2 separate regions of the Homo sapiens genome follow, and region 1 is linked to region 2. A link is an interaction called in ENCODE POLR2A ChIA-PET data of the cell type or tissue named here. Cell type or tissue: K562. All regions are shown on one strand. Links, peaks and the distances in the headings refer to the core of each region. The heading gives the core; the rest is flanking DNA.

Region 1 (8,000 bases), core at 1-8,000, 200 kb before region 2:
GTGGCCTTTGGAAAACTTCCGTCATAGAATTGCTGATGCTGTACCTTCCTGTGTTTTCAGAGAAAAAGGTGCCCCCGATCCCCCACTCAGTCCCATGGCATGGACAAGGGACACATCCCTAGTCATATGGCTGCCAAGAACCCGCTGTGCATCTCTACCAGGCACCTGGCCCTGGGCTGAGAGGCTGCAGGGGGGCTGACCACCCCGTCCATGCCCTCTCCCCTTCCTCTCCACCACAACCAACCACGTCTTCTCACCATGAGGCCTCAGAGCTAAAAGCTAAGCAGGACCCAGTGCAAGATTTGAGATCTGGGAAACTGAGTCAGTTGGTCGGAAGAGCTGACCAGGCCAATTTAGGGCCAGAAGGAGGGCAGGGCGGCCGTACTGGGGTCATCTACCTGGTGATGTAGGAAGGGGCAGAAACCGTGAGTGTGCGGAGAGCTGGGTGGGGAGGAAGAGGGCACAGTGGCTGCAAAGCCAGGCAGAGCAGAGAACCAGAGAGGGCTGCCTGCAGGGACCCAGGACGCCCAAGCCCTCAGGCAGTTGTGCTGGGGTTCCTGGCTTCAGATTCCCATGGGACCCCTTTCGCCCCAGGTGTCCACTTATAAAAGAGAAAGAACTGCTGGCCTGGAAGAGCTGACCCCATCAGGCAAGTTAGCAAAGACCTAAACCTTTCTGACAGCTCCCAAGCATCTTGGCTTGAGATTAACTTGACCTGGAAGAAAGACGTGTCACTGAGACCAGGGAAAGAAAGTCCCCCTGCCCGCCTGAGGGCCAGGAGCTGCGGTGGCCGCTGCCGGGAACCCACCAGGCCCGGCAGGATGGGAGCCAGCCACATGTGCCGGCCATCACTGGTGTCGTTCACTTGGTCGATGAGCTTGTCTGGGGTGCGGACGTCCCCGCCCACACCCTCCAGGGAGTTCACGCTGTCGGGGAAGGCCGCAATATCTGAGGAGACGTCTAAGTTGCCATAACCCAAATCTGTGTGCTCGGGGCTGCCAGCCACCCTCAGGCTGATGGCGTGGCTCGGGGGACTCTGGGGCTGGCAGGGCTGATGCTTTGGGCAGCCGCAGCAGTGACAGCTGAATTGGACGTGTCCTGGGGAAACGGGGAGTGCCGGGCCCAAGGGGAGCAGGTGTGTCTGGAGAGGTGGTCAGTTTCAAGTAGAGAGAGAAGGAAACCACACAGAAGGCCAGCTGAAAAAGAGACGTTGCAGGGAACTGCCAGAGCTGGGGACGTAAAATGTTGCTGCTGCTTGAGAGGGTGGAGGGCAAGCTCTGCGGAGGTTTTCTTTTGGAAGGGAATGGGGCGGTGGCTGGATTCTACCCTGGCATGTGAGTATCATGCCGAGCCTCTCTTCCTGGTCAGTGTGGAAGGACCTCGGAGCAGCTGGACCCAGCTAATGTGATCTGCAGAACCCAGCTTCTAGCTCTGCCTCTGCCATTATGACCTGTGAGGGCGTGGGCAAGTCACAGGTCAACCCTGGGCCTGTTTTCCCATCTGTAAAATGGGTATAAAAACCTCCAGCTCCCAGGATGGATGTGAGGATCTCAGAGTGCACCAGATGTGAGCACTTTGGTAAAATCAATGAAACTTTATAGCTTCGAGGAGTCGCTAATAATGATCTAAAACATCAAGAATCATTCATCCCAGCTGAGGAGGGTGGTGGCACCAGGGGAAGGCAGAAAAGGATCCAACTGGAAGCCAGGGACCCCAAACAGATGCAAGGCAGGCTTTGGGGTTCGACTTGCCCTGGTATTTCCCTAACTGTGGTGGGCCAGGGATCACAGATTCAAGATCCGAGGGGGCCAGGCAGGTTACATGAAAGAGGCAGGATAGCCTACTGCTTGGTCAAGAGCTGGTGTCTGGACACTCACTGGCTGTGTGACATTAGGCAAGTTACTCAATCTCTCTGTGTCTCAGGCTCCTCATCTGTAAAATGGGGATAACAGCAGCAATCACCTCACAAGATTGTTGTGAGGGCAGATGAGGTAGCACAGAGTGAGCCCTGAGAAAATATTAGCAGTGAGTTTCGGGGCCTGGTAGATAACAATGGGAGGAGTGGGGGGCTAAGGTAGACCAGAAGGATATGCTTGGGGAGAAATGGCAACAGATAACCAGGTCCAGCCATTGTCACTATGCATAATCAAGGGCCTGTGTTGCCAATTTCTCAGGGGAAACCAGAGATCAGGGTTTTCATGTGAAACCTCGTGATTTCTAAAAATATTAGCAACTCATTTTAAAATGCACTGGGCTAACAGTCTGCAAATTCTGGTGTGGGCATACTATGCACAAAGGGTTCCATACTTAAGAAATTCAGGACACACTGAGTTGAACACAGTGCAACAGGCTTCTCCCTGCAGACCTTGTCAGAGCCTTTGGAACTCCAAAGTATCTGTGGTTCTCCGAGAAGGGGGCGCTATAGTTGGCAGCCTCTCTCAATTCACTGGACCACAGGACTCTGGTTTGTGGAATTCCTGCTCCTGATGTCTTAGCAGGCAGGGCTGGGAGCTGCTCTCTGCTGCCCGTCCCCAAGGGTCAGCATCTGACTATAAGCAAAGCCCCCTGGGCTCTGGTTCCTAGAGGGCCATTTCCCTCTGCACACAAGGCTTCTGCCCCGTTCCCGACCCTCCCATGCTCCCTTCAGTCTGGGTGGAGCCCACTCCTGTCCTACAAAGGATACTGTTTTCCGACAAGGGGATTTTTTCTCCTCGCTCGTCATACAGCTCCAGGCCGGTGAGGCCGATGTAGTAGGGGTCGCCCCAGCTGGTGAGAAGCTGAAACTGGAAAATGACTGGGACACTTTATTAAGGAAAAGAAGGCTTAATTTTTTTTTTTCAGAATATAGTAAAACAATGGCAAAGATAAGAGGAATTGTTTTGGGTTTATGTTGATGAATGAGAGAAAAACATTTTTCTCTTATTGCAACTAGAGCCTATCAAAATATAGGTAGCATCACATTTTCTTAAATTGCATGTGTGTGCATGTGTGTGTGTGTGTGCATGTGAGTGTTCATGTGTGTGTATGCATGCATGTGTGCACGTGTGCGTGTGCCCGTGTGTGTGTGTATTAGGAATTCAAAGCCTTCCTCTAGGCCCCAGGAGACAGGACGGGAGGAGAGGGTGCTCTCCAGGGAGCAGGCAGGATGGGGAAACATCTGTGTCACAAACTGATTGTATGGTATTGAACAAAATGCTCCAGTTTCCCTGGTTGTGAAATGACAAGAACAGAGTACCTGCAACCTCCTCCATCCCTTTCAAGTAAACAGGAGGCTAAGAAGGGGACACATAAACCTCACAGCGCCAGGGGCCATGGGCCGGGGCAAGGAGACCACCATTGCTGCTGAAGTCCCACGTGCAGAGCTGGGCATCAAGCCTTTCCTCAGCCCTGTGCTCTGCTCACTCCCCGCACTCCCAGGAGCAGGCCGGGTGGCTCTCAGATGATGGCATAGCCAGAGACAGTGCTTCCAGAACTGGCTGGCTAGAGAGCGGGCCTTAGAGCCAGGCTGCCTGGGTTCACCTCCCCTGGGCCCTACCCCTTCCCACCTGTGCAGCCTTGGGCAAATTACTGAGCCTCTCTGTGCCTCAGTTTTCCTAGCTGTGAAATGGGAATGATAGTAGTACCAGAGTGCTGGGCTCTGCTGCCTGGGCTAAAGTACAGTGGTGCAATCAGAGCTCACTGCAGCCTCGAACTCCTGGGCTCAAAAGGTCCTCCCACCTCAGCCTCCAAGTAGCTTGGACTATGGGCATGTACCACCAGCTAATTTATTTATTTTTTTTTAAGATATGGAGTCTCATTATGTTGCCCAGGCTAGTCTCAAACTCCTGGCCCCAAGCAATCCAACCTCCTTGGTCTCCTAAAGCGCTGGGATTACAGGTGTGAGCTATTGTGCCTGGATTGCCAAGTTATTTCTATCTTCACCTCCTCCCTGGCTGGTTCCAGGACACCCCCCTTCCCCAGTCCAGCCACTGGGGTCAGTGCCAGCTTCTCTAGCCCCTCCCAGCTGGAGTCCTGGGTGCTGCCCCCTCCAGCCTCAGCAGGAACTAGCCTGGCTGCCCCAGTTCCAGCAGCTCCTAGTGGCCCTGAGGACCCAGGAGGCCTCCTATCCTCTGCCTTGGTTTCCTTGCATGGAGTTCCAGCTGCCTCATCTGTGGCCGCCTGAAACCCTGGCTGGGCAGTTGCGGCCCAGGCGCTGCCTCGGGGCCCAGAATGTGCTGGTGGGGCGGGAGGAGAAGGATACAGCCACAGGGCATCAGCGGTGCCTCGTAGTCCATGCTTGCACACTCCAGGCTTCTCATGTCCAGCCTGAAAAAGCACAAAACAGCACCATGAAGAAGCTCACGACGGCCCAGAATCACCAGCCAGTTACCCCCTAGGTAACAGCCTTTGAAGAAACATGGCAGTTTAGCGTTCCCTAGGATGCAGCAGGGAAAAGAGAGATGAGGCCCCTGCTCGTGTGGAGTTCCCGCTCTAGATGACAGTCATTGCCAATGCTGGCAGGATGCTGTGCCAGGGAGGCACGGGGCTCAGGGCTTTCCTGAAATGGACTCTTTTATTCCTCAACACAACCCTAGGAGGTGGGTATTTTTAGATGCTTGGGATGTGGATGAGGAAACTGGAACACGGAGAAGTGAGGTCACTTGCTCAAGGCCATGCAGCTGGTAGTGGCAGAACCGGGATGGGACGTGAGGTTGCCTGGTACCACTGCCCCCTTTCTTAACCAACCCCCTCTATGTCTTTAAACACAAGGAGGGTCCACGCTGTGCCGACAGCCAGGACGGGGTGACAGGGCAGAGGGACTGGGTGGGGCAGGCTGCCTCAGGGAGTGCTCTGGGAAGGCCTCCAGGAGGAGGCAGCCTTGGGAAGTGCCAGAGCTGAACCTTCCACGCAGAGGAGCAGCAGAGCAAAGGCCCAAGGTGGGAAGTCACTGGGCTGCTGGTGTTTGCCCCAGAAAGCGGCCAGAGGGCTGGAGTCTGGGGCAGGATGGGGAGAGGGAAGTGAGAGGAGGCTGGAAGGCAGGCACAGCCCTGATGGCTTTGGCTTCATGATCTTCAGCACCTGGCTCCACCAGCCAGAGCCTCAGTTCCCACATCTGTAAAACGGGCATCATACTGGCTAGGTCAAAGGGTGGCTGGAAGGATTTCCCAAAGGACACATCAAAGTGTTCACACAGCTGGCCCTCGGGAAGGATCCTCTCCTCCACGGCCCTCCTGACGGGGCCCCTCTCCCTGGTCCGCTGTCAGTGCCCTCCAGCCCTAGCCTGGTTCTCTTCCATTTCAAGGGCAATGTTACAATTAAATGACTTCCTAGTGACCAGCCCAGCCAGCCAACCCCGCTACAGTGCAGGGAAACTCATTTTGTTTCAAGAGCTTGGCCTCTGGCGTTTGGACATCAGGGGGTTTCAATGAGTAAACTTAACGTGGCATTTACAAATCGTTATGAACTTAATGCAGCTGAGACTGGGGCCGAGAAATCCCAGTGAATCCATGAAATATTAAGCTCTATTTTTCTCCTTGAATCTTTCTAAATCAGGAACACAGAAACGGGAGAAGGAAGGCCCTTCCCCAAACTGGCCGGCAGGCATTTCTGGAATGGAGGCAGGCTGTAGCCTCTTTTCTCAGCAGGAAACGCAATGAAGCATTTAAAATCTTCAGCACTCCAGACTGTGAAAAACCCAAATGTCCCCAGACAAGGTAAGTCCATTCCACAGGCTTCCGGTGAGGCTTGGCTGAGCTTTAGAAAATGACTAAGTTGAAAAGCAATGCGTTTGATCATCGTTTCAAAACCCTTTCGGAATGTACATCAGAGCAACTTGCAAAGCAAGCGGGCCCAGGGGCCGGGAGGGGCTGTGTGTGGCGCCCACTTTCTCCTCACCTCCTGGCCGGCTGGGGCAGCAGCTGAGCCCGTAGGTAGTCCACGAAGAGGATTTCTTGAGCAAAATCAAAGTGGCAGTTGCCTGGCCCCTTCCGGATGAGAAAGCCCTCTGGCGGGGAGACGCACAGGCCATCCAGGGAGACGTGGACAATCTTGGCCTGGCAAACAAAAGAAATAACATGACTGAAGGGAGGCAGGCCATGTGGGGACAGAAGCGGTGCTGACGTGACCGGAGCTGCTGGCAGCTGTGCTCACCATGGGGAGCCTTTCGCAGAGCCACCTGACCGAGGTCCATTTCCCATATCAGGTGCTGTGTGGGCGCTGGGCAGGTAGCAGAGGACAAGACAGGCGAGCCCCCTGCTACAGCGGACACTGGTCCACGGCTTTCAGGGGTGGCACGTGACTTGGCCAAGGCCTCGCCCACCTCAACAGCTGCAGCGGCCTGGGGCGGCATGAGATGGAGGTCAAGGGCATGGACTCAGGCGCTTCCATGTGCACCACTAGTAGCTGTGTATGTTACCTACCTTCCCTATGCCTCAATTTCCTCATCTGTTAAATGGGCACGGTCATGAGTTAACCTACGTAAAGTGCCCTAAACAGAGCCTGGCACAAACTGTATACTTCGTGAATGTTAGCCTCTATCACTCCTTTTTCAACCCCTGGCTCACACATCAATACCCCTCTGGGAGCTCTCCCTTAGGACAGGACAGGCCTCTTTCTGATCTTCCTTCTCATGGCACTGAGCTCATCCTTTTTGGGCCTGTATGCCTAGCAGCATCCCAGTGGCTTCTGGGTCTCTCTTATGGCAGAGGTTCTGGCTGGACCACCTCTCTGTCTGCCTCAGGGCCTGGAACACAGCAGATGCTTTCTAAGAGCTTGCAGGATTCACGTGGATTTGAGCCAACATCTCTCCCTGTTCTAGCCAGAGTTCTCCAGCCAGATGGCCAGGTTCTACTGGTCAGTTTCAAAGTCCTAATGGTAGAGTCTGAGGCGGCCCAGCCACCACCTGCTCTATGGGCAGGGAGGGGCAACAGCCATCACTCTCTGATTTCAGATTTTGGAGCCTGGTTCTCCTCGACACCTTAGCCCACATTCGTGGTCAGCAACATGGGTGCAGCTGTTGATCCAACTGGTGCCTTTCCTCTAGGGAGAGGCAGAGGCGCTCCTCCTGCAGAAAGGAAGGGAGGAAGGGTCCCTGACCTGGCTCTCATGTGCCCCTGGGGCCCCTCGTTCCTTCAGCATTTTGGGAGCCCCTCTATGTCAGTTACAGGACAAGTAAACCTGAAGTGTGGTGCTACCTGGCTTCGGGCGTGGCTGTCACTAGAACTTGGTCCCTGTCCTCCATCTCTCCATCTGCTTTCCTCAAGGGGGATTCCTACCTGGGCCCCCTGAGCTGAACTTGAAACATGGCCGGGCCCATCAGCATGACTCCTGGGGTTTTGCTGGCTTGCCTGGAAAGGGGAGCTTTCTCTTCTGCTGGGCTTGGAGCTAGCAGGACATAAGCCTGGAGCTGCCAGAGTGTGCCCTGGACAGAGTCGCCCAAAAGTAGATTCAGTGATGGCAAAGCAGAGGCCCAGGAAGCCCCTGTCCATCCTCCAGGGCCAACACCTCCTCCAGGAAGCATCCCTGACTTCCCTGGGCAGAGCTGGCCACATGTCCTCTGCTCATTCCCTTCGAGGTGACCTCTATCACCACCTCCATCTTATAGGGAAGGAAGCTAAACTTCACAGGGACTAAGTGATTTGCCCGAGGGCCACTGAAGGGATTTGAAGCCCCAAGTCCAGGAGTCCAGGGCCCTGGCTTCCAACCACATGTCAGGGACCCCTGGTGCTCGGGAAGGCCTTTTGGGGTGTGGGATCTGAGTCAAAGCACCCATTTCACTGCAGTGGGGGTCTCCCATCTCAGGCCACGTGCCCATTCCCCCCCACCCCCACCTCATCCCACTGTAGCCATTGTCTGGCTGGTGGGGCCCAGACCTGTGAGATGGGAACTCAGCCCAACATCCCCAGATGGTGAATTCAGGTCACAGAAGCTCTACCAGACAGACTGTGATTTGCTCAAGGGAATTTTAAGGCCCAAAGGCACAACTTGAGGCAGAAGGCTGTTTTTTAATGTCAATATATCTG
Region 2 (10,398 bases), core at 1,052-9,051:
GCGTTTTGCCATGTTGCCCAGGCTGGTCTCAATTTCCTGGGCTCATGTGATCCACCCCACTTGGCCTCCCAAAGTGCTGGGATTACAGGCATAAACCACCACACCCAGCCCAGTGTGGGGTGTTGATAGTTGGGGAGATGTATGTGGGGACAGGGGTATATGGGAGCTCTCTGTAATTTCTGCTCAATTTTGCTGAACGCTCTAAAAACCAGTTTATTAGTTAAACACACACACACATACACACACACACACACACCCCCAGGATTTAGGGATCAAGAGATTTGATTGTTAGGCCAATTTTATCAGGACCTCCTGAGGCTTGCTGCTCTGGGATAGGAGCTAGAATGAGCAGCTCCCAGAAACCCTTGACCACACGGCTCTGGCTGTCAGTCTAAGGATTCCGAGTGAGCCCTAAGGCTGGCCAGGGAAAATGACATGCCAGGTAGTCAGGCCTCATCATGCAGAGCGAAGGGACTGTCCCTGAGCTGCTAGGCACAAAGCGGGTTGGGGTCTGGGCCACTGACAGACTGGGGTGTCCTGGCAGCAGGAGTAGTGCAGAGGCCAGTGAGATGCCAGCAGGGCCCTGCAGGGCCCCACAGGGCCCAGGGCAAGAGCAGGCAGCAGGAGGGAGCAGAGCTCCTCCAGGGTGAGCACGGCAGATCCCAGCGCCTGACTGAGGCCCTTGCTTTGCTGGCCACACAGCCTCCTGGGGATCTGGTCCTGAGGGACAAGTGACAGCTATGGGACCTTGGATAAGTCATTAGGTCTCTATGGGCCATAGTTTTTTTTTTTTTTCTTTAAGAGTTAGGCTGAATCATCTTTATGGTTGCTTTTCATCTCTAAAATTATGTTATACTAATAAAGAACAGTTTAAAAAATTAAGGTGGACAATAAAAACAAAACATTAATGTGGCCAGTCGTGGTGGCTCATGCCTGTAATTCTAACACTTAGGGAGGTCGAAGCGGGTGGATCACCTGAGGTCAGGACTTCAAGACCAGCCTGGTCAACATGGTGAAACCCCATGTCTACTAAAAATACAAAAATTAGCCGGGCATGGTGGCACATGCTTGTAATTCCAGCTACTCAAGAGGCAGAGGCACAAGATTCACCTGAACCTCGGAGGCAGAAGTTGCAGTGAGCCGAGATCGCACCACTGGACTCCAGCCTGGGTAAAGGAGTGAGACTCTGTCTCAAAACAAACAAACAAACAAACAAAAACCAAAATATTAACGTAACTGGGCAGCTTAACTTCAAAATGCATTTGAAAACTTTTTTTTCCCCTTTCTCTTGGATTTCAAGATTGAACCTTAAAGGAAACTGCAGAAGCCTTTTCTCTTAGCCTTAAAATAGACTCCGTGTCCCTCCCTTTCTCACCGTATATACTGTCTTCACATTTCTCTAACTGTATACTAGTATTTGCCTATGTGCCTTCTTAGAAGTTCCAGCGGCTAATCTTGGAGCAAGCCTGGAGACCCAGCTGCAAAATTGCAGAGATGACTTCACGGTGGCGAGTTAACAACCTGGCCATTGTAGAGATGACGCCAGCCCAATGTCCAGGTAGACTGGGACCCAAGATGGCCACCCGAACAAGACACACAGATAGTACTCAGCCCAATTCTTGCATGCCTTCTTTATCAAGTTTTCCCTTTTTATTTATGTATGTATTTATTTATTTTGAGATGGAGCCTCACTCTGTTGTCCAGGCTGGAGTGCAGTGGTGCGATCTCCGCTTACTGCAACCTCTGCCTCCCAGGTTCAAGCAATTCTCCTGCCTCAGCCTCCCAAGTAGCTGGGATTACAGATGCCCACCACCATGCCTGGCTAATTTTTGTATTTTTTTTAGTAAATATGGGGTTTCACCATGTTGGCTAGGCTGGTCTCGAACTCCTGACCTCAGGTGAACCGCCTGTCTAGGCCTCCCAAAGTGCTGGGATTACAGGAGTGAGCCACTGCGCCTGGCTCACTCCTGTAAGGGAAAACTGGAGTTTTCTTCCTCCACAAAATGGAAGTGGTTACTTTGGATAGGAATCTGACCACTTCCCTTTATTAGTTTTGGTTAATAAATTCACTTTCTTATTACCAGACCTCACTCTTATTAACCGAACTCTGCAAGCAGCAAGCATGAGACCTGCGTTCAGTCGTTCAGTTACATTAATGCAAAGAACATAGAGCTTAACTACTAAAATGTGAAAGTAGGACAGATGTAGTGGCTCACGTCTGTAATCTCAGCACTTTGGGAGGCCAAGGCAAGAGGATCACTGGAGGCCAGGAGTTCAAGACCAGCCTAGGTAACATAGCAAGACCTTGTCTCTATAAAAACAAACAAAACAAAAAGAATAAAATAAAATAAAACATAAAAGCAAATCTTTCTACTGGAGTTAATTAGAAGCTTTTTAATTCATTAAATCGGAAAATAATTTGCTTATTTTCCAACGAAGATAATTCACTCAATTAAGAGCATTTATTATCTAAACTCCCTAGAAGACTGGTTGGCCCAGTCCTCACACCACTGAGCCTTTCTCTCTCCTCCAGATTAGCTCGATGCGAAGACAGCTCCTGCCTGTCAAGGATGGAAGTGCTGTAACCAGATTACACTGTGCCTGTCTACCGCACTTAGCTTCTCTGAGCATTTTCCTACCTATATCTCATTTATTCTCACAACAACTCAAAGAAGGAAGTGGAAAAAGGTGACATTAATATCAATATATGCCACTTGCAAAATTAAGGGGGTGTTCCTCTGAATTTTGCAGGGTGACCTGCCTGCTTCAGCTATGAAGCAATAAATAAGGCCAATATACTTCACTTTATAGAACAGATGTCTGTCTGGGGAAAAGAAAAAAAAAGAAGTGACTGCATTGAATTTTGTAACTACAATACTATTCTCCCACTTATGATTTCAGCAAGGTTTTATCTGCACATAGGATTCGTTTTCAATGGTTAGCACATTCTGACACTTTGCTCTAGATGAAGATAATCTTCATCGCTACCATTTAGAGGGGAGTCGCATCTTCTTGGATGTTAGTTTCTGAAGTCATCAGGCAAAGGGAAAATCAGTGCCAAAATTACCCTTGATAAAGAGTCTTAAACAACCCGTAAAGTACAGTCTACAGGACATAGCTTTTTAAATCCACTGCTGTAGACTAATATGCATGCATATTTGATGCATATGGAAATGTATATAGTACATGATAAAAATATATATGCAGAATATAATTTCATGATATTCCTAATTAAACTATTCATATTGTAATCACTCCCTCTATTTATCCTCTTCAGGTGGGAGGGGAGTGGTGGGGGTGGAGGTAAGAGCCCAGCACTGACATTAGACCCTCACTCCCATCGAGTCTGGTAAAATGCTCAGTCTTGGCATGAAAGGTCAGGTTTTGGAGAATAAAAGGAACTCAGTAGAAATCTGCAGGTAAAGAAATCCAGTGTAAGGGCCTCCCCATCACAAGAGTTTTGGATTAAGAACTTATTTCCGGCCGGGTGCGGTGGCTCACACCTGTAATCCCAGCACTTTGGGAGGCCCGGGCGGGCAGATCACGAGGTCAAGAGATTGAGACCATCCTGGCCAACAGGGTGAAACTCTGTTTCTACTAAAAATACAAAAATTAGCTGGGCGTGATGGCATGTGCCTGTAGTCTTAGCTACTCGGGAGGCTGAGGCAGGAGAATCACTTGAACCCAGGAAGCGGAGGTTGCACAGAGCCGAGATTGCACCACTACTCCAGCCTGGCGACAGAGCGAGACTTGGTCTCAAAAAAAAAAACTTATTTCTTATTCCCGGGGCAAGGCCCGGTTGCTCACACCTGTAATCCCTCAAAAGCACAAATGCATTTTTCCTTTGAGCTAGCAATATCACTACTAGGAATCAGCCGTGAAGACATCTGTCCACAAATAGGAAACAAACATATGCTCAAGGTATTTGCTGTATCATGATTTGTAATAGCAAATATCAGAAATAATAAGTCACTGAACAAATATGATGAATCCGCACAATGTAATTGAACACTGTAAAGCTGAAAGAATGAGCAAGCTTCTCATATTCTACTCCTTATATATCCTTAAAAGATGGTCATATTTTAGGTGGAAAAAAAAATCAAGACCAGAAAGTATATGTTGCATGTAACCTTTTCTCTAAGAAAAAGGGAAAATCAAAATATATACTCATATTGGTTCTATTTGCATAAAGAACTACCCAGAGAGGCATGTGAAGGACTCTTAAGGTATGTTTTTTAATATTGTTTTTATTTTTATTTTCCTATTACTATTATCTTTTAGAGACTGAGTCTTGCTCTGTTGCCCATCCTGGAATGCACTGGTGTGAACATAGCTCACTACAGCCTGGAACTGCTGGGCACAAACGATCCTCCCACCTTAGCCTCCTGAGTAGCTGGGATTACAAGGGTGTGCCACCACTGGGTGCAGTGGCTCACGCCTGTAATCCCAGCACTTTGGGAGGCCGAGGCGGGTGGATTACCTGAGGTCAAGAGTTCGAGACTAGCCTGGCCAACCAACATGGTGAAACCCCGTCTCTACTAAAAATACAAAAATTACCCAGGCGTGGTGGCAGGTGCCTGTAATGCCAGCTACTCGGGAGGCTGAGGTGGGAGAATCACTTTAACCCAGGAGCCAGAGGTTGCAGTGAGTCAAGATCGTGCCACTGCACTCCAGCCTGGGTGACAGAGGGAGACTCCTTCTCAAACAACAACAAAAACACAAACAAACAGAAAAAAAACACAAGGGTGTGCTACCACATCCAGCTTATTTACCTTTTTGTAGAGGTGGAGTCTTGCTATGTTGTCCAGGCTGGTCTCAAACTCGTGGGCTCAAGCAATCCTCTTGCCTCAGCCTCCCAAAGTGCTGAGATTATAGGCGTGAGCCACTGTGCCTGGTCTTATTTTTATTTTTGAATGATCTATTTGGATCTATTTCCTATTCAAAAAGCTAAAACAAACTTAAAATATGCAATGTCCAAAGGCTGATTTAAATGTGTAAAAAACATAACATAATGAGAAATGCTAAAGACTCTCCCATCCAAGACCTAAGATGGGGCAGGTGGTCTGTCAGAGGGAGATGGAGGAGCCTCCGTGAACCTCAGGACCCCAAATCTTGCTGGAAAGAGAACACAATATTTTTGGAGGACAAACTGACTTCTTTTAAGAGATCAATCAGTAATGTGTGAGAGATAAGAATGAAACGATGACAAAATACGGTTTCTGGAAATTGAACCAACAGTTCCTTAGTGAAGCCAATAGGCTATTGGTGACCTGCTCATTTATTTGAGGGCAAAGTTTTTATGAAATGGCTAGAGAAGATGAGAAAGGAAAAAGAAAAAGAAAAAAAAAGATAAAGGAAGGTGCAGATGGGTTGTCTGACGATCTGATTTCAAAGGGAGTCAGTTTCTCCAGTGCTTTCTGAGCACCTGCCATTGTCAGCTTCTTCCCCGGGTGATAGCTCTTGGGATTTCCTACCATTTGCAATGACAAAGCCGCATGGGTCACAGAAGCAAAGCAAACTGCCCATGGTCACACAACAAGGAAGCAAGGAAGGGTTAGCAACCCATTAGTCCAACGGCTGACCCAGTATGCTCAGCGTGCTTGCCCCACCCTGCTGCCTGCACACCGTTCTTCCAGTCCAGGAAGGAGAGCACTCCCTGTCATTACTACCCCCACCCCCATACCCCCATTTCAACTTCCTTTTTTTTTAGACAGAGTCTCACTCTGTCGCCTGGGGCTGGAGTGCAGTGGCACAATCTTGGCTCACTGCAACCTCCACCTCCTGGGTTCAAGTGATTCTCCTGCCTCAGTCTCCCAAGTAGCTGGGATTACAGGAGCCCACCACCACGCCCGGTGTATTTTTGAATTAGTAGAGACTGGGTTTTGCCATGTTGGCCAGGCTGGTCTCGAACTCCTGACCTCAGGTGATCTGCCTGCCTTGGCCTCCCAAAGTGCTGGGATTACAGGAGTGAGCTACCACGCCTGGCCGGCTTCCTGAACCTTGATTCTGGCTTCTACCTATAGTGTTTGCAAAGATACGCATGTGTTGGAGTGAGGTAAACAGAGGAAGGTGGCAGGATGGGGACAAGGTGTCCTAAGAACAGCTGCCCAGGAGGGGCACAGTGGCTCATGCCTGTAATCCTATCACTTTGGGAGGTTAAGGTGGGAGCAGCTCTTGGGCAACAAAGCAAGACTCCATCTCTTAAAAAAAAAAAAAAAAAACAGCTGCTGGTTTCCATACAGAAAGGTGGGCCTGGTTTTGATGGATTAGATTTTCCAGAGAAGTGATAAATCCAGTCTTCTAATTTTTAAATGATTAATAATTTAAAAAATTTTAAGGCTCTGTACAGGCTAAAAAAATCAGGCCTCTAGTTTCCAACTCAGTACATAACTAGGCAGACAGATCTCCCACTTTCCCACTCTTCCTTTGTTTTTTTTTTTTGTTTTTTTGTTGTTTTTTTTATGAGACATCTCACTCTGCTGTCCCGGCTAGAGTGCAGTGGTGTGATCATAGCTCACTGCAGTCTCAAACTCCTGGGCTCAAGCCATTCTCCCACCTCAGCCTCCAGAATAGCTGGCACTATAGGTATGTGCCACCACACTTGGCTAAAACTTACTTTTGTAGAGACAGGGGTCTCACTATGTTGCCCACGCTGGGCTCAAACTCCTGGATTCAAAGCAATCTCCCACCTTTGCCTTCCAAAGTGTTGGTATTACAGGCGTGAAGCAGCATGCCTGACTTTCCCATTATTTCTTTTCTTTCCTTTTTTTTTTTTTTTGAGACAGAGTCTCACTCTGTCGCCCAGGCTGGAGTGCAGTGGCGCAATCTCGCCTCACTGCAACCTCTGCCTCCGAGGTTCAAGTGATTCTCCCACCTCAGCCTCCCAAGTAGCTGGGATTACAGGGGTACGACATCATACCCAGCTAATTTTTGCATTTTTAACAGAGACGGGGTTTCACTATGTTGGCCAAGCTGGTCTCAAACTCCTGACATCAGGTGATCCACCCGCCTCGGCCTCCCAAAATGCTGGGATTACAGGTGTGAGCCACCGCGCCTGGACTCCTATTATTTCTTTATCTTGATGCCATGGACCCGTTTTGAGGGGACTTCTTTAAGGACATCCCACTAAAACAACAGAAATCTATTAGACAAAGAGCAGGACTGTTTGAAAGCCAGGTAGGGCCGGGCGTGGTGGCTCACACCTATAATCCCAGCACTTTGGGAGGCCGAGGCAGGCGGAACACCTGAGGTCAGAAGTTGAGACCAGCTTGGCTAACATGGTGAAACCCTGTCTCTACCAAAAATACAAAAAATTAGCCGGGTGTGGTGGCGCATGCCTTTAATCCCAGCTACTATGGAGGCTGAGGCAGGAGAATCGCTTGAACCCAGTAGACGGAGGTTGCAGTGAGCTGAGATTGCGCCATTACTCCAACTTGGGCAAGAAGAGTGAAACTCCGTCAAAAAAAAGCAAGCAAGCAAGCAAGCAAGCAAGCAAGCCAGGCAGACACCGGCTCTGCAACACCCCTTCCCTTCATTCCCCACGTGTGCCTCCAGGCTGATGTGGGCCTTTAAGTTACCTTCCTTTTTGGAAAGCCTGATATGATACCCCTGTCACTTTTCCTTTGCATTTTCTGTGTAACTTGACTTCTGGGGCCCAGTTTACTGCCAAATTACCTGGGATAAACAAGTCATGCTAAGATCTTCTTTTCCTTTCCAAACCCAAACAGCAGCTGGCATACAGAAATGCTTATTTATAACCTGCACACCGTTAACGCGCATTTGCTTGGTTTAGAAATGCTTAGCCATGTGTTCTTCTGGGAGCTTCATAATTAGGTAAGAGCCTGGGGACAATGCTGTGTGGCGGCTGAGAGGGGAGGCTCTGGGTCAGCCCGTCTCTCTTAGCTACTCATTACCCATTTGGGAGTCCTATTAGTCCTGACTCCATTTAAGTCTATTGTCAGGGTTAAGGCACTACATGTAAAACTCTCAGAACAGTGCCCTGCATACAGTAGGTACTTAGCAGTTATTAGTTCCCATAAACTGCTGACTATTCATGGATCTCAGCCAGTTCAACTGAACTTGGGCTTCCAAATAGATCTGGAACCTGCTCATTCCTATCATCCCGCTCTCCAAGCCAGGCCCCGTCAACTCCCCCTGGGCTTTTTCTTTTTTCTTTTTTCCAGACAGGGTCTTGCTCTGTTGCCCAGGCTGGAGTGCAGTGGGCATGATCATGGCTCACTGCAGTCTCGACCTACTGGGCTCAAGTGATCCTCCTGCCTCAGCCTCCTAAGTAGCTAGGACACAGGTATGTGCCATCATGGCCAGCTTTTTTTTTTTTTTTTTTTTTTTTTTAATTTACTAGAGATGAGGTCTCACTATGTTGCCTAGCTGGTCTCGAACTCCTGGGTTCAAGCAATTCTACCCATCTCAGCTTCCCAACGTGCTGGGATTAGAGGCATGAGCCACTGCATGTGACCAACTTTTTCAACAGCCACCTAGTAGGTATCCCTGCCTCCACTCTTGCCTGGATTTTCCTATGGCAGCCATATAAAAACCAGACCCTACCACTTGCCTGCCTGAACTTCTAATGTTTCCCTGTGCATGCAGAAAAGAATCCAAGCCTCATTCTGACCAGGCTCTGCATGGCCTGGCCCACGGGATATTTTGGACCTCTCCTCCCTCTTCCCTGCAGCCCTCTTCCCTGCAGTCTTTCTTCTTTGTATTTAGAGAAGGAACCTTGCTCTATTGCCCAGGCTGGACTGCAGTGGTGTGATCACAGCTCACTGCAGCCTCGACCTCCCAGGCTCAAGCGATACACCCAAGTGGACTCCTGCACAGATGGGACCACAGGCGTGCACCACTGCACCTAGTCCCACATCCCTCTTCTGCTCCGTAGACCCAAGACTCCTTCCTGCCTCAGGGCCTTAGCTCTCTCCTCTGGGCCAAGAGCACTCATGCCCTTGGTCTTATGAGGGATCCTTCTTAGCAATGAGATTTCAGCTTAAAACCACCCACCTCTCCAGAGGGACCCAGCCCTCAGTCCTCCGTCTTAACCTTCTGCATGGCACTTACTGACATTTTCTTATTAATATGTTTGTAGTCTGTCTCCCCAACTAAAAATAAGCCCCATGAAACCAGAGGCTGCTATCTGGCTTATCAGTGAATTCTCCACACCTGGAATAGTGCCTAGAATGGAGTGTGCATCAGTAGAAATTTCTGAAATGGATGAACGAGTAAATGACCGAATTTCTGAATAGACAATGCTGAAAGGGACAGAAGGCATGACCGTGTTCTGCAGTAGAGATGTCATCTGCTCTTGCAATGTGCTTTCCTGATCCCTTCCCCCTGCTCTTTCTGGGATGGTGAAACGAAATATGACAAAGTCAGTTTAATACCCCATTGAAGATAATTGGAAAATATTGATTTTTTTTCCATTTGAAATAGTAAAGATAAGTAAATGCTACACTTCTGTAATCTAATCAGCGGCTTATGTGACAACACGCTTCCCAGGCTGAAATATATTTCAGTCTATCTCTGTATCCATCAGACAAGCTCCTAAACCCATTCCCACTCTGGCACTCCAACCAAGTCTCATCCAGCCATTCCAGTTCCCCATAGTGTATGAGTGAAGACTTTGCACTTGTGAAAACGTGCATGGGTATGTATGTGTAACCTAATTAAAGTGTCTTCTGAGTATCTGCACCTCCCAAAAATGATCTGCCAATCTGCCTTGAGAAACGTTGGAAGTAGCTCATGAGATCTCCCAGAATCCTAAGGAAAGAGATGTGTTCCTTCTCCACATAGCTAATTTGTACTGAGAGTCTACCAAGCACCAGGCCCTGTTCTAAGGGTTTTAGATGGATGAATTCATTTGATTCTCCTAGCAGCCTTATGGGAAGGTCCTATTATTATTATCACCATTATTATTTTTTTGAGATAGGGTCTCACTCTGTCGGCCAGGCTGGAGTCAAAGTGGTGTGGTCATGGCTCACCATAATAACTTCAACCTTCTGGGCTTCAGTGATCCGCCCACCTCAGCCTCCCAAGGAGCTGGGACTACAGGCATGTGCCACCAAGCCCAGCTAATTTATAACATTTTTTGGTAAAGCCGGGGTCTGCCATATTGCCCAGGATGGTCTCAAACTCCTGAGTTCAAGCAGTCCTCCTGCATCAGTCTCCCAAAGTACAGGGATTACAGGCATGAGCCACTGCCCCTGGCTGACAACAGATTTCTTTATGAAACTGAAGAATATTCTTGGGTATGCAATGTGTATTTAGGTGTTGGAAACTGACACAAGCAGCATAATGAAATAAACTCTGGCCAGGACAGTCATTTACATTACCTGGCCCCTGCAGGCCTCTAAATGTGTGACCCCTGCAAGGGAACTTCACGGTTCT

What was found. Peaks named below come from ENCODE experiments on the same cell type or tissue, not always from the same donor. Only the 100,000 strongest peaks of a DNase experiment are listed, where the experiment ranks them.
Region 1: POLR2A ChIA-PET joins it to region 2 with 5 read pairs; 2 of 35 experiments call an interaction of 5 or more read pairs at or near these places.

What each region holds. Positions count from the first base shown.
Region 1 is chr16:27,767,893-27,775,892 of GRCh38, reverse strand. KATNIP (katanin interacting protein) reads right to left here. Exons shown (of 28, transcript NM_015202.5): 21 at 5,875-6,032; 22 at 4,241-4,305; 23 at 2,684-2,794; 24 at 809-948. Among named protein-coding and RNA genes, the nearest start is that of KATNIP, 220 kb to the right of the region's middle. RefSeq lists enhancers at 918-1,418, 3,655-4,420, 5,257-6,456. In K562, for the core only: no CTCF peak of the experiment used is centred there; no DNase peak of the experiment used is centred there; H3K27me3 peaks cover 1,476 bases.
Region 2 is chr16:27,561,846-27,572,243 of GRCh38, reverse strand. The region is part of intron 1 of KATNIP (katanin interacting protein); the gene reads right to left. Among named protein-coding and RNA genes, the nearest start is that of KATNIP, 17 kb to the right of the region's middle. In K562, for the core only: no CTCF peak of the experiment used is centred there; a DNase peak (open chromatin) is centred at 5,631; H3K4me3 peaks cover 252 bases.